3 separate regions of the Homo sapiens genome follow, and all the other regions are linked to region 1. The links are chromatin contacts, found by Hi-C or POLR2A ChIA-PET in ENCODE. All regions are on one chromosome and are shown on one strand. Each heading gives the region's core, a stretch centred on a gene start or an enhancer-like site at or near the end of the contact. The rest is flanking DNA. Distances are from core to core; before and after follow the strand shown. Region 1 holds the start of C2orf76 (chromosome 2 open reading frame 76). Region 2 has its middle 4.2 kb from the start of LINC01101. Region 3 has its middle 120 kb from the start of THORLNC.

What was found. Hi-C counts contacts between places; a loop is a spot of excess contacts on that map. ChIA-PET counts read pairs that join two places held with the same protein, here RNA polymerase II (POLR2A). Pooled maps may share reads with other maps.
Region 2: a map of ascending aorta shows a loop between it and region 1 (5-fold over the local background). The contact joins the enhancer-like site here to the promoter of C2orf76 in region 1. A Hi-C loop is called at or near these places in 1 of 168 maps with a recorded cell type or tissue (ascending aorta) and 3 of 50 pooled maps. POLR2A ChIA-PET finds 5 or more read pairs at or near these places in 1 of 52 experiments (RWPE1).
Region 3: a map of CD4-positive, alpha-beta T cell shows a loop between it and region 1 (6-fold over the local background). The contact joins the enhancer-like site here to the promoter of C2orf76 in region 1. A Hi-C loop is called at or near these places in 3 of 168 maps with a recorded cell type or tissue (CD4-positive, alpha-beta T cell, CD8-positive, alpha-beta T cell and naive thymus-derived CD4-positive, alpha-beta T cell) and 9 of 50 pooled maps.

Annotation. Positions count from the first base shown.
Region 1 is chr2:119,365,010-119,369,648 of GRCh38, reverse strand. It overlaps C2orf76 (chromosome 2 open reading frame 76), which reads left to right and starts at 2,815. Exons shown (of 6, transcript NM_001322331.2): 1 at 2,815-2,859. DBI (diazepam binding inhibitor, acyl-CoA binding protein) reads right to left here and starts at 2,672. Exons shown (of 4, transcript NM_001079862.4): 1 at 2,589-2,672; 2 at 1,344-1,461. The coding sequence starts at 2,597. RefSeq lists enhancers at 1,552-1,751, 2,282-2,611, 2,982-3,241 and a silencer at 2,712-2,861.
Region 2 is chr2:120,468,229-120,472,867 of GRCh38, reverse strand. No RefSeq gene overlaps it. Among named protein-coding and RNA genes, the nearest start is that of LINC01101, 4.2 kb to the right of the region's middle. Within about 2 kb of position 2,392, at least 23 of the 41 ENCODE cell types and tissues checked have a DNase peak (open chromatin) inside an H3K27ac peak, as active enhancers do; they include ascending aorta, where a contact is called at or near this core.
Region 3 is chr2:118,307,651-118,312,289 of GRCh38, reverse strand. No RefSeq gene overlaps it. Among named protein-coding and RNA genes, the nearest start is that of THORLNC, 120 kb to the right of the region's middle. Within about 2 kb of position 2,094, at least 12 of the 41 ENCODE cell types and tissues checked have a DNase peak (open chromatin) inside an H3K27ac peak, as active enhancers do; they include CD4-positive, alpha-beta T cell and CD8-positive, alpha-beta T cell, where a contact is called at or near this core.

The DNA.
Region 1 (4,639 bases), core at 1,566-4,065:
ATGCCCAGCTAATTTTTGTATTTTTAGTAGAGATGGGGTTTCACTACGTTAGCCAGGTTGGTCTCAAACTCCTGACCTCATGATTCGCTTGCTTCGGCCTCCCAAAGTGCTGGGATTACAGGCATGAGCCATAGCGCCCAGCCTCAGTTAAAATTTATATAGTCATATGTGGCTACTGGCTATTATACTAAACTATCGTGTTTGGACTATCATGTTTTATAATCGTGTAATAGGGCTGTATAGTACAGCCCTAGAGAGAGCCGATGACACCTCTTTGATCAGTAAGTGATAGATTCCTATGCCAGTCTATCTAGACTCATGTGAAAATCGGTAACTCTAGTACGGGCACAGGCCAGTCTCTGTGAAAATACTGTTTGTCAGAAAAGCATCTTGGCACCTCTGGCCTCCCCCACTTCACCTTTCCTTCCCCTCCCTGGAAGGACAGAGTTTACGAACTCACTGTAAAACTCACCTTCGCCATAAGACCTTCTTCAACTAAGTGCTCCATGTGAACCCCAGGGTTTGATATGGTACTGCCTGTGATCTGTCATTCTGGGTACTATTTCCTGCTTCCAGCTGGTTGGCAGCCAGCCCACCTGCTCCATCTTCCACCCCAGCTACTGCGGAAATAGGGACCATGCTCGCCTTCTTCCTCAGCAGGGGCAGGGGAGACCTCCCTTCTGTGCTGCCATGATAACCCTGAGTCCTTGCACAGAATGCACTGCGCTGTTGCCTCAGTATCCACCCATGTTTCAGGGACTTAGGGACAGAATGAAACCTGCCCAAGGCAGGAAAGATGTTATTACAGAACATGACAGTCCAAAGCACAGCCTCAAAATCTGCACCAAGATTTCTGGGCAGGGAAAAAGTTATCATCAGGAAGGCACAGACTTGTTAGCGAAATGCTCTGACCTAGCCCAAGAAACCAGGTGCTTCTCTGCTCCTGACATCAGGCTTGGCCAGGCTGTCAAGTGCTCCAAAAAGTGCTCCAACTTTGATCCTGCCCATCTAGGGCAGAAGCTGAACGGCTCAACAATGATACTACTGAGCTGAGAGCCTTCAGCAAGTCTTTTCCAAGCTGCAGCCTTTGCTTCTTCCCTAGTAGAGAGTAGCTGCTGGTGATAACCAGTAAAGACCTTCTAAAACCAGGATTTGAATTCTGTTACTACTGGAGACACTGAGAATCCGGAACATGGTCTTTTCCACCTCAGGAACCATCACCATACCCCACCTGAAGAGTAGGGCCTCAGGCAGTTTGAGAGTGAAGTTCCCAGGGACTTCCAGTCTGAGCTGCTGAGCCTGCTTTGATGAGCAGATGCCCTTCCAACCCCCGCTCTGCATACCTGTATTTATGTCGCCCACAGTTGCTTGTTTGTAGTGGCCATAGATGAACAGCATCTCCTCATCCGATGGCTTGGTCTTAAGGTGCCTAACCTCCTCTGCAGCTTTCTCAAACTCAGCCTAAATGGAAGGGAGAGGAGAGGATTGAGGGCCTCCTCTGGGTGGGAGAGGGTAAGAATCCTACTGTGGCCTGATGACAGCCCAGTTACGGGGATGGAGAGGTGGGAAAGGTGGCACCCTTCGGGCAATGCAGCCCCTGAAGTGTGTCTGCCCCTCCCTGCCCCAACAGGGCAGCTAGAAAGATTCAGCAACACAAGAAGGGGAAGCCCCTCCAGTTCACTCATTCAATCGAAAACCATATATCCAGAGCTCTCACAAACGCAGGCATCAGGTCTGGAAATACAGCAGTGAAGAGGGCAGGCCAAGCCTTCGCCCCCAGTGGGGGTCCCCTCTGCGGGAGAAGCAGCGCGGCCAACTGCCTGGCCACCACCGGGCCAGGCACTAGGGAGTGGCCGGGGCTGCAGCGAAGCCCTGGCCTGAGGACAGACGGGGCACAGTATGCTGGAAACAGCTGAAAGGGGACAGGGCATGAGTGCCGCGGTGTCAGCGCCGGAGCCCGTTGGTCCCCTCCCTCCCCCTGGGGCCCGCGCGTTCAACACCGACCTCTGTCCCAGTGCCCGGATTGGCAGAGGCAGGCGGGAGGAGCCAGAGGTCGCCCCACATAGCTCGGTCTCAGACAAGGGTCTACACTGGAGAGAAGGGAGGGGCCCCTGGGTCACCTCTCCCCGGGCCGCGATTCTCCTCGTCCCGCACTCTGAGCAGCCGGCCCCGTACTTCCCCTGACCTCCAAGCTCTCGGCCACGGACTCCTCGCTTCCCCACTCCGCCGCGACGTCCTGCCCTGTGCTTCGGGATGGGGACTGAGTCTCCTCGCTCCTCCAATCCGTGCAACCCCTTCCCCCATCTCTCCATCAAGCACCCTCGACTCCCACCCCTCTCCCGCTACACAGCGAAGTCCACCCCATGGGCAACTTTCCGGCAGTTGCGGGGTGGGCAGCAGATTTAGAAATCCCCAAACGGAAAATCCCGCTCACAAGGCTCTGTCCAACGAATCAGGGCTAGGCATGGGCCCATGAGCAAGTGAGGGGCACGGAAGGAAAGAGCCCGAGAGCTTCTGGCAGCCGGCTGAGCCCCCAACGGGCCTCCCGCCCGCTGCACCTTCGCAGCCTGGCTGTGCACGCGCTGTACCTGAGACATCCTGGCCGACTTGCAAGAACTCCAGGGAGACAGCGGAGGAGGCGAGGACCAGGAAGCGATCGCCCAGATTGCACTGGCAAGCGCCTTTAGAGGCGCGGTCCACTCGCCCCAACCCTGCTCGGGCGAGCACCGGAAAGCCAATCAGAAGCCAGCTATGCGCTAGGGGCGTGCCCAGCCCCCGCCGCGGCGCTAGCCCCGCCCGAGCCCACGTGGGACCGCTTGCGCAAACGCCGGGAGTAGCCGAAGGGGACGCCGGGAACAGGTGGGGACAACGGAAGTAGGGTGCTTAGTTTTGCTGCCGGGAGTTGGTCGAGAGTTGGGTTCAGTCCTGGCCCGTTGTGGGGACGGCACGCGGGGGAAGGGGAGGGGACGGAGACCGAAGAACGGAGGTCCTTATGTTTCTTTTCTTTCCTTAAATCTTGCCCGGCCTGAAGAGGCCGGAAGTTGCATCTCTGGACAAGTAAACTCTGAGACCTGGGAATGGCGGGCGGGACCCGCTCCTCCCTTGGGGTCTAGAGGAGACCCCCGGAGATGGTCCCTGATGAGCAGCGTGATGGTGGAAAGCTGGACTGGTCTCCCGAAAGGCGAAGCCGAGGCTTCTTCCTCTGAACTTTTGGCACGTTCTTTGACTTGCTTGTGGCCGTAGTGTCAGGCCTGTATTGCACATTTATGTCTGTGGTGCATTTCTCCATCTGGTGCGTTAAAGGCAGGGACGGTGTCTTATTTGTCTTGATTTAACAAACTTGGACGGGACGAAGTGCTCAGCAAATATTTGTTAAATGAATGGCTGTTTATTGAACTCCTGTTGGGTAACTTGCACTGTTCTAGACCTTGGCAGACAGCAGTGAACAAAGCGGGTGAATCCCTGCAATCTTGGAACTTACAAGTAGGGACAGTAGTTTATACAATAAGTTAAATATAGAGTACTTTAGGGGCTTAGAGAGTTGGAAGTTTATAGTTTTAAATGGAGGAGGGGGAGTATTGAGGGAAGGTGACATTTGAGAAAGTTCCTCAAGGAGGGGAGGGAAGATTCCAAGCAGAGAACAAGTGTAAAGGCGTGGGCAAGGAACCAGGGGAAGAGTAGAAAGATGAGGCTGGAGAGTTTTGGCGGTGGCAGACTGGCTAGGTGATGCAGAAGTTGGCCATCACAGGGACTTTGACTGTCATGCTGAGTGAGATGGGAAATCGTAAAAGGGTTTGAAAAGAGGATGAGGAGACGGAGGGGAACGTCTTTGCGAGATTGTTACACAGCCTAATCTCCATGGGAACTGAAAGGAGCAGCACAGGTGTCTGGAAGTGTTTTAGGATCGATGTTTAAGAAGCTAAAGGAAGACTTCTCTGGCAGTGGTTGCAAAGGAGCTGGGTGAAGAGAGGGAAATGATGGAAAATTCTCTGGAGATCATTAAAAAAGCAAAGTCATTCCTCTCTAATTCATAATTTGTGGCAAGAGGGCTGGACTACAAATCTCTGCCCTGCCTACACCTTCCCCCTCCCCAGGGAAGGTAGACGCTTTCAGACTTAACTTGCTAACTTAATGTAGGTCACGTTTTATGGAATGTTTGGGAAGAAATGAAGATGCAATAGGGAACAAATCTAGGGTTTTCAGTCTGAGCATAATTTTGTTTGAGAAAGGAAAACCAAACAAATTAACAAAAATCTTGGAGTTAAATATGGGGAAAGTACACTGAAGTGTAAGAAATGCAGGTTTCTTCGAAAATCACAATTCAGAGCTGCTTTTTCCATTTGAGGCCTGGATTTGTTTTTGCTCTACTTGGTGCTTACAGCTTCCTTGATGGAAACTCAGATTATTGCTTGTGTGGGCCAGATTTGCAGTCAAATACATCTCCTAGTCAGCAGGTTTTAAGTTAGGGTATTGTTGAGATTAGGTACTTTGAGAATGCAGTTATCACTTCTCAAAGATCAGTTGCTTTTAGTTTTTTAGTTTTTGTTTTTTAATTATTTTCGCGTGTGATGTGGTCTCACTCTTTTACCTAGGCTGTAGTTCAGTGGCACAATCTCAGCTCTCTGCAGCCTTGAACTCC
Region 2 (4,639 bases), core at 1,143-3,642, 1.1 Mb before region 1:
GCTACCAGTGTGTCCCACGTCTTTTTCTTCCTGATGATTTTGAAAGCATCTATTCACTGTCATCACATCCTCCCCTCATATTCGCTTGTACTGTGCTCACTGTATCTGACCCCTCAACACCAGACACCCACTCACATACTGACACCTTAGTTTGTGCCAGACCCCACAGAACTAGAGCTAGACCCAGAGATAACCCATAGATACACACACAAACGCACACACAACCTGAGTTGCACAAAGATGTGTGCTCATACAGACCCGTGCCCACAGAGGTCGCAACCACACATGCACATGTGTGTCTCCTCAAGGCTTAATTGTCACCTCCTCTGTGAAGCAAGAGCCTCATCAGAGTACTCATCATCAGGAGAGCCTGGGTTACGTTGCTGTAACAAGTAACACCAGATCCTGGTAGTTTTTGGTAGTCAGGTGGAGGCTCTGCTCCACACAGTCACTTGGGGATTCAGGCTGCCAGCAGCTCCATCATTTTGCATCCTGAGCAGCTAGAATGTCCTCAGTGGCTGTGGCAGGGGAAGAGAAAAGGCAGAGGGTGAAGCCTCGGGCTAAAGGGAGGTGTCACCTGTGCCCTATTTCATTGGCCAGAATTAGTCATATGACCCCACCAAACTGCAGGGGCAACGGGAAGTGTAGTCTTCTGTGTTTGCATTCTGTATCTTGAAGTCAGGAATGAGTTCCCTGGGGCTAAAATCAAGGCATCAGTAGGAATTGTTCCTTTGGAAGGCTCCAAGGGTGCTCACATTCCTTGGCTTGTGGCTCACCCCTTTCCTCCATTTTCAAAACCACAGAATAGCATCTTCTATTCCCTGTGACCTCCTGCTTTCCTCTAACAGGGACCATTGTGCCCGCCCTGGTAATCCAGGATAACCATCCCTCTCAAGGTCCGTATCTTCACCACATCTGCAAAGGTCCTTTTGGCATGTGAGGTCACATCCACAGATCTGGGGGAGTAAGACATGGCCATCTGTTATGGACTGAATATTTGTGTCTCCCTAAAATTCCAATGTTGACATTCTACCCTGCACTGTGATGGTGTTAGGAGGTGGGGCCTTTGGGAGGTGATGAGGTCATGAGGCTGGAGCCCCCATGATGGGATTAGCAGTCTTAGAAGAACAGGCAGAAGAGTTTGCCATGGCTCACTCTGCTCTCTTCCATGGGTATGCATAGCAAGAAGGCAGCCATCTGTGAGCCCAGAAGAGACCCTCCCCAGAACCCAACCATCCTGGCACCCTGACCTCAGACTTCCAGCCTCCAGAATCGTGAGACATAAATACCTGCTGTTTAAGCCACCCAGTCTATAATATTCTGTTCTAGCAGTCTGAACTAAGGCACCCTCTTGGTGTGGCACATTATTCTGCCTAGCACAGCATTCCAGAAAGGAGAGAGATGGCACAGGGTTTTGAGGACACACAGCACTGCCCCTGCCATCCAGCTCTCCTCCCCTGCACTGTCATTGCCCATGCAGCCTCTCCAGAGAAGCAGTCGCGCTCTGTAGGGGCAGGCGCCGGCCATGAGCATCTCTGCCCAGCAGATGGCTGGCAGATAGCAGGGGCCTGGGAAGGCCTGTAAGAAGGGAGAAAAGAAGAAAAATATGAATGAATGATTTTGGCAGGATCAACAGTTGTGTGAAGACAGAAAAAGCATGAAAGAAAGTGGATTCTAACGAATACAGAGGCAACCACATCACACAGAGCCAACAGGGGAAGGGGGTGGCCCTGAAGTGGAGGTTCTGAGGGAAGCAGCGGCGTTTCATGCCCAGATATGGAGGAATGGTGAGCACGAAAAGTGTGGAAAGAAAGGGCAGAGGGAGGCAGAAGGAAGCCCTTAGTCTGAGCCAGGCACTGTGCTAGGCATTTTACCATCAGCGCTCCCTAAGGTCTGCACAACACCCTTGCACGCAGTGCCCTGCAGATGAAGGGACTGAGACTCGGGAAGAAGTCCCTGATCCAAGTTCACATGGCTGGACAGTCTGTTGTGCCAGGATTTACAGGCCTTGCTTGGCTGGTTCTGAAACCAGCTGCCATCCCAGGACACCCAGCTCTGTGGCAAGCTTTGACACACTTACAGTGGCCTTAGTGTCCCCACCTCTTTAGGTCTCAGATCCTTCATCTGGAAAATGAAGAGGTTGGGCTAGGTAATCCCCAAGCTCCCTCTCAGCTCCAGCCTCCTTGGGTCCTTGGGCAGCTCTAAATCAGAATGGAGTTCCTGGAGGGGCTGGGGGTCTGAACTTCCTCCCACTGACAACAGACACGCAGTTCCATCTGTGTTGCCAAGACAATCCAGGGCAAGGAGGGAGAGGCCCAAAGCAGAGATGACTCCATGCCCAAAAAATGAGTATCATAGCAGCCCACAGGATTGTGCAAGCTGCCCGTGAGGCTGCCAGTCGGCCTGGCCCGGAGGAGGGCTGTTTACACTTCCCAAGTGTGTTTGCAGTTAACTCCATCCGCCTGGCCCGTGTGCACAGCCCTCAGGGCTGCCAGCAGCGTCTATGTGGAGACAACAGGAACGGATCTCACCAGGCCCTTTATCTCAGACACCAGACACCCATTTGTTCATTCATTCATTCATTCACATACATGTTCATTTCCTCATTCATTCCCATAGTGTTTGCCAGGCATTGTGTAAGGCACTGGGGACACAGAGGTAAACAAGATAACGCTCTGAGAAGTCTCCAGGACCCAAGAACCTCGAAGAACAGTGAGACACTAAATATAGAGAATGACTCTCCCGGCCAGGTTGGTACAATGAGTTATGTGCTTGGAGTTCAGGGAACACAGGGCAGGAGACTTCGGTATCTTCCTATGGAAAATATTTAACCACTAGTTGAAAAATCAAATAAGATAATAACTCTGTACTCAATTGTCTTTGGAAATATGTTTTCTCATGAACGCGGATATGTGAAAATGTCACATTCAAAGTTTTCTTTAAATCCTATTTGAAGCCTGGCCGGAAAAAACCACCTTAGTTACTTTCAGGACTCCCAGGTTCTGAGGCCAAGCAAAGGGCCTGGGGTTTGCACAGTTTGCTAGGCACCAGGGAGGGTTCCTCAGAGGTCCCTGTTCTCCCACTTAGCATGCTCCTTGACGCCCAGTGGCTGGGGCCAGGTTGAGGGCTCAGAATGCTGGAGCATAGCTGTGTTTTGACTCCAGCTTCTCTGGACAGACAGCAACTTTTGGAAAACCATGCCACATCCCAAGGCACTGCTATGGAAAGGGCTTAGGTCAGGCCTCTGGGACTTGGGCGTTCTTCCCAGATACTAGAAACCTTCCTTCTTCCCTTTTCCTTCCCACTCATCTTTTTTTTTTTTTTTTTTTTTTTTTGGTGTTTTCTTTCTTGGCCTTCTTCTTTCACAAAGGACAGGAAAAGATGTTTCCTGCAAGTAGATTCAGGCAAATATCTGCAAATGCCCCTGAGACTAGGAAACAGAAAGAAGTCTGGCTACATATACGGGACATTGAAAGGAAAAATACAAAGGGAAAACGCCATAAATTCATATTTCAACAAATTATCTGCCTTGCACAGAAATAACTGTCTAATTTTGTTTATCATTTCTTTAGGACATATTTCCAGGAGTAAAACCAAGAGATCAGCACATTTTGAAGAATGTTTTTCAAGCTGCTTTTCTAAAGGTTTATACCAATTTACCCTCCCGCCAGCAATGTGCAAATGTTGTCTAGTTCACCACACTATCACCAGCATCAAATGTTAGGATATTTTATTTTTTCCATCTTTGAGTATTTTGTAAACTAAAGAACTTTATTTTCAAAATATTTGCATTCATGTCACTTACTGATTTTACAAGTATTTTATTTCCAACACTCCCTTTAAATACAGAAATTCCTGTTACAGTGTGAGTAGATAGACCCTAGGGATGCCTTAGATTTTACTAGGTCACTAATAATGTGTCCTTCCAGGTGTCTTTTCTCACCCAAGACACCTTTCCCTCTTTGACTGGGAAATTCTAATTGGTGCTTCCGTGTCTCCCCACCTTCAGAAATCCTCGATGCAGTCCCTAGCAAGGAGGCTGCCCAATGGCCTGATTCATACCTGGATTATCAAATCCACCACCTCATGCTGTGGGAGGGGGGCAGGCCTGTGTGCCTCAGTCCTCACTGAGCCTCAAAGAGCCTCTGTTTCCTCCACAGCAGTTAGAATGGTGCCTGTCGCTTGGGGTTGGGTGGGCATGAGGCAAGATAAAGTCTGGAAAGTGCTCAATAAGCACCCAGCACTACACACTTAGTGAACTTAAGCTATTATACTGTTATTATTACTATTATTATTCTCCTTCTCTCTCTGGAAGGCAAGGAAATTACTTTTATCTCTGGATCTCTGGTTGTGGGCCCAGAATATCTAAGTAGATCAATCAAACTGCTATTGAGTAAGCATTTCTCTGCCCTTGGCACCAGCTTTCCATATGTAAGACTGGGCTGTGAGTACTACAGTACTATCTTCTCCGGCAGGTGGCTGCTTGGATGACTCCACTCCCATTCGCTCACTCCCACACCTCCCACCCATGCTTGCCTGGCCCTGCCATTAACACTGCAGAAGAACATCCAAGTGTTTGCATTCCCAGCATCCCTTGCTGCCAGGGTTGGCCATGTGACCCACTTTTGGCCGATGAGAC
Region 3 (4,639 bases), core at 845-3,344, 1.1 Mb after region 1:
TCCAAGATCCAAGTACTGGTGGATTTCATGTCTAGAGAATGGTGGATTTCTGGTGCTTCTCACTGTGTCTTCACATGACAGATGGGATCAGGGAGCTTTCTATGGTCTCTTTTATAAAAAAAACACCCATTCATGAGGGCTCCACTCACATGACCTCAACACCTCCCAAAGGCCCCATCTCCAAACACCATCACTTGGGGATTAGGTTTCAACATATGAATTTTAGGAGGACACAAATATTCAGACCATAACACAGCCATCATTCTTTTTTTTTGAGAGGGAGTCTCACTCTGTTGCCAGGCTGGAGTGCAATGGCCCGGTCTCGGGTCACTGCAACCTCCACCTCCCGGGTTCAAGTGATTCTCCTGCTTCAGCCTCCCAAGGAGCTGGGACTACAGGCGCATGTCACCATGCCTGGCTAATTTTTGTATTTTTAGTAGAGACATGGTTTCACCATATTGGCCAGGATGGTCTCCATCTCTTGACCTCGCGATCCACCTGCCTTGGCCTCCCAAAGTGCTGGGATTACAGGCGTGAGCCACCAGGCCTGGCCAGCTTTCATTCTTTTAGTCATTCAACAAACGCTCACTGAGCACATACTATGTATCTCTATTGCAGAGGCCAGACCTTATCCTAGGCACTGCCTGTCGGAAAATCAGATGCAGCTTCCTCCAGTCCAGAAAGGGAGGGAAATAAACACAGGCAGGGGGAGTTAGGAGGCGATGTGGCAAATGCAGACCAGCCAGACACATACAGAGGACTGACAAACTCACAGAAGATGGTCTGTGGCCCTGTCCCAGGGCTCCACGATAAATTTCGTCCTTAATCCTAGCTTCACCTGCACAGACTCCCCCTTTCTCCTGTAAGGGGTGCAAATCCAAGAAAGAGAGGACTTTGTGGACGTATTTTTTAATACAGCCAGGGAAGAGTCAATAGGAGTGAGAACAAGCCTCCCAAAAGAGGCCACGTGGGCAACAGCCAGTTTCTGCAGCACTCCCCAGGTGCCCCACAGCCCTCCCAGGCTGCATCCTCCTCCTTCCCAGGCCTCCTGGGCGGGGCCAGCCCATCCCGGGAGCACAGTGACTCCTCCCAGAAGTGGGAAACACAGAGGGCCGGGGAAGCCCACCAATAAGATGGTCAAAAGCAATTTTAACTGGGTCCCGTGACAGGGTAAAACATTTGTGTTGTAATAGTGTCTCAATAAAAGGTATTGTAATATTTAAAATGTAGTATTGATCCCTCTGTGAGGACCATCAATCCTTGCAGGATTTGAGAGCCTGACCGCAGAGCCTGGGCTCGCCGGGTGAGGGTGGGGGAGAACCTTGGGAAATGCTGCGCCCTCAAGAGCACAAAGTCACCCACAAGAGCGGGGCGAGCTCGACGGCCCGGGTGTCCCTCCAACATCAAAGGAGGGATGCTGGGGTCCCCGGGCCGACACAGGAGAACCTGAGAGAAACTGTCTAAACAAAGGAATCAAAATATGAAACTAAATCACCTGCTAGTGTTTTATGAGGCCTTGTTCTGAATCAATACAAGCCCCAGGGCCCACGATTCCTCATGCTGAAAGGGAATACTTTTTCATCCTAAAACGAAATCGAGCTGCTTAAGTAAAACAGATGTTACCGTTGAGTGCCAGCACCCCGGCCCCTCCTCCCTCACCCCTTCTTCCTGCGCTGGAAAGAAGGGAGCCCGCGCTGCCCCGAAACCCAAGTCGGCTGGGGAAAGCCAGAGCCTTGGAATTTCTCCCTCCTTCGCCCACAGAAGTTTTCTTTTCTGTTTACCGGGGAGGGGAGCCCGGGAGGGGGCCGGTGGGGGGAGGCCAGTCTGCTCGCAGAGGATTTGAAGGCGCAGCGGCGACGTGAGAGGCGGAGAAGATTTTCATTTCCTGTGTTACGGGGTGCAAAGAATATCAGTATGAAAAACCCGGCGGGGAGATCGGAGATAGCAGTTTTTACATTGATAAGTATTTGTTCATTTCCTGACAACAAAAAAAATATAAATCTCTTCAGAAATTAAGCGGCGCGGCTTGTCGGGCACGTTCGTGGCGCGCGGGCCGCCCCCGCCGGCGTAATCGCGGCATCAGCCATCGGCGCCATCGCGGGCGGCGGCCGCGCGGCGCCCACTTTTTGTGTCACTTGTTTTCTCAGCGGGCCCGATTTGCATTTTAATGGAAGTAGTTTATAGACTTCTCCGCTGCCTTCGGAGTGCCACAAGTGGCATCATTAAGCGGGCTAAGCCGGATTAATGCTGATAGTAAAGTCAGATAATACAATAACAGAGGCCTCCGCTCCATTTGCATTAGGTGAGGAGCGCGGGGCTGCCTGGTGGCTGGCGATAATTTGTAAGCGCGATATGTTGTACTTGAGAGGATAAGATTAAATTTAGTGGGTTTAACTGTCATCCCACTAAGTCAATTACTTCATCTTTTCAGCCTTTGAATTTCTTTTATAAGTAAAATAAATGGAATATTGAGCTGCTCCGCGGCCATTTCGAGCTTCCATGAAGAATGACACAGGCCGAGCCAAAAAAATAAAAGGCTTCGGATTCAGCTCCATAAACAAAATATAAACTCCATTCAGGTGCCAGCATGGCAGCAGCCCCGAAATATTGTCCATCTCTCATATCACAAGCATGACAGATTCCATTGTGACTTTAGTTTCTCCATAATAGGAAATATTTATGTTGTGCCTGGGTGTTTTCTATTCCTTTCCCTCTTATTATGGGAGGCAAACAGGCCAAAGCAGGGCCATGTGCTTCCCCCTTTCCCTCCCTCCCTCGCCTGCCTCTCCTTGCCCTGCGCTAAATGTTTAGTGTTGGGGGCGGATATTAAGGCAGCCTCCTGACCCCAGGAGATGCCTCAGATTTCAAGCGGGTCGGAGATCAACAGAAGGGGGCAACTTCTTTCAGGCCCTCCCCCTCGCCCCCACCCTGGCCTGTTGCCTCTGTAGATGGCTTCTCTGCATGAAGTTTAGATATCTAGCATCAGTGAGCGGAACCTCGATAGAAGAACCTCAACATCTTCATTTATTCAAAGAGGGATGGTGGCGGGGGAGCGGGGGGGGCGGTAGGGACAAGGAAGAAAAAGAAAATCAAGCAGTTGAACCCCTATAGGTGGCACCAGCCAGTGCAAGTCATGTTTTAGGAGACTCCAACTCTGCTGTGTTCTCTACACATTAATAAACATGTACTCAACAAATATAGATGTCTTTCCTAATCATGGATGGATGGATGGATGGATGGATGGATGGATGGATGGATGGGCGAGTGAGAGAAAGACACAGACAAGGCATAATCTGTGTCAAAACCCTATAAACTGGTGGCTCAAGAGCTCAGCACAATGCAGTTGGACCAAATGGTAAGGGTCAGGAGTCCAGCCAGACAGTCGGACTGTGTGCCTGCTCCATGCCCTGCCCTGTCTGGGTCCTGTAGAGCAAAGGGAAGGCATGAAGGAATGCCCTTGAGAGGATTAGCCATATACACTTTGGAGAGGCCCAGGAAAATATTCAACAAGCAGCCTTTAATAAAGTGATCCACGGTGATGTATGGATAACAATGAGGGCATGAAAGGCTCTCACGTTCCTGCCCATCTTCCCTCCCTCTTCTCCTACTCCTCTTCCTCTCTTCAGATTGTACCTGAACATGGCGTGTATTTGCATGGATTATTCCATCTTTTTGGAATGCTTTTCTCTTCTTCTCCTGCTAAATTCTAGCCTTTTCAAGAGCCATGTCCTCCATTCCTCTGTGAACCTTCCCCAGCCCACACAAACAGATGAAGGCTCTGTGTGCAATCTCTGATACAGCAGCCCATGTACTGTTCCTCAAGCATTTACTGATATGCTGCCTCTCCTACCCAGCTCCAAGCCCCTTGAGAAAATGACTGTGTTTTACTCACTCATTCATCTCCATCAAGTACTGAGTTCACAGCTCAGTGCTGTACTGAATGCTAGGGACACAAAGACGAACAAGATGTAGTTCTTACCCACAAATAGCTGAGTCTAGGAGATGAAACAGGCCTATAAACAATCATAATACAATCTTAGAGTATGTTTTCCTGGTGTTTGGCACAATACTTGACCTGTAAAACATGCTAAGCAAATGTTGGTGAAATGAATGAAGTTTCAATGAGACATGGCGATTTCACCTGGGAGACTCTGAAAACCCTTAACACAAAAGTTGTGAGGCTGCTATCACATCTTTCTCTGCACCTTCTTTGTCTCCAGCCCTCTCCACCTTCACTATCAATGCCGAGTTTCAACAAAAGAACTAGAGTAATGTCTCCAGAAGGGGCAATGAGTCTTAAGAAGGTAACAGCCTAAAACCATCTCAGATGAAATGGAGCTGCTCAGTGACTTTTGGGAGCTCTCAGACCTGGTGGAGACCTCTATCCCAAGTCAAAATGCAACACTCACTTCAAACAGAAATATCCCTAAAAGACATTAATTCACAATTTCAACGCTTTATGACCTCCCACTATATGCCAAGCACTTTTAAAGACTTCAGAGGAATATAAAAATGAATCATATTTCATCTTCCATCTGCTCAAAATTCTCTTTGGGTGGGCAGTGTGGAGCAGCAGAAAAGTACGTTATTTGTTACAGGGGAGGTGTGGATGAAAACAGCCTGTCACCTGTCAAGAATC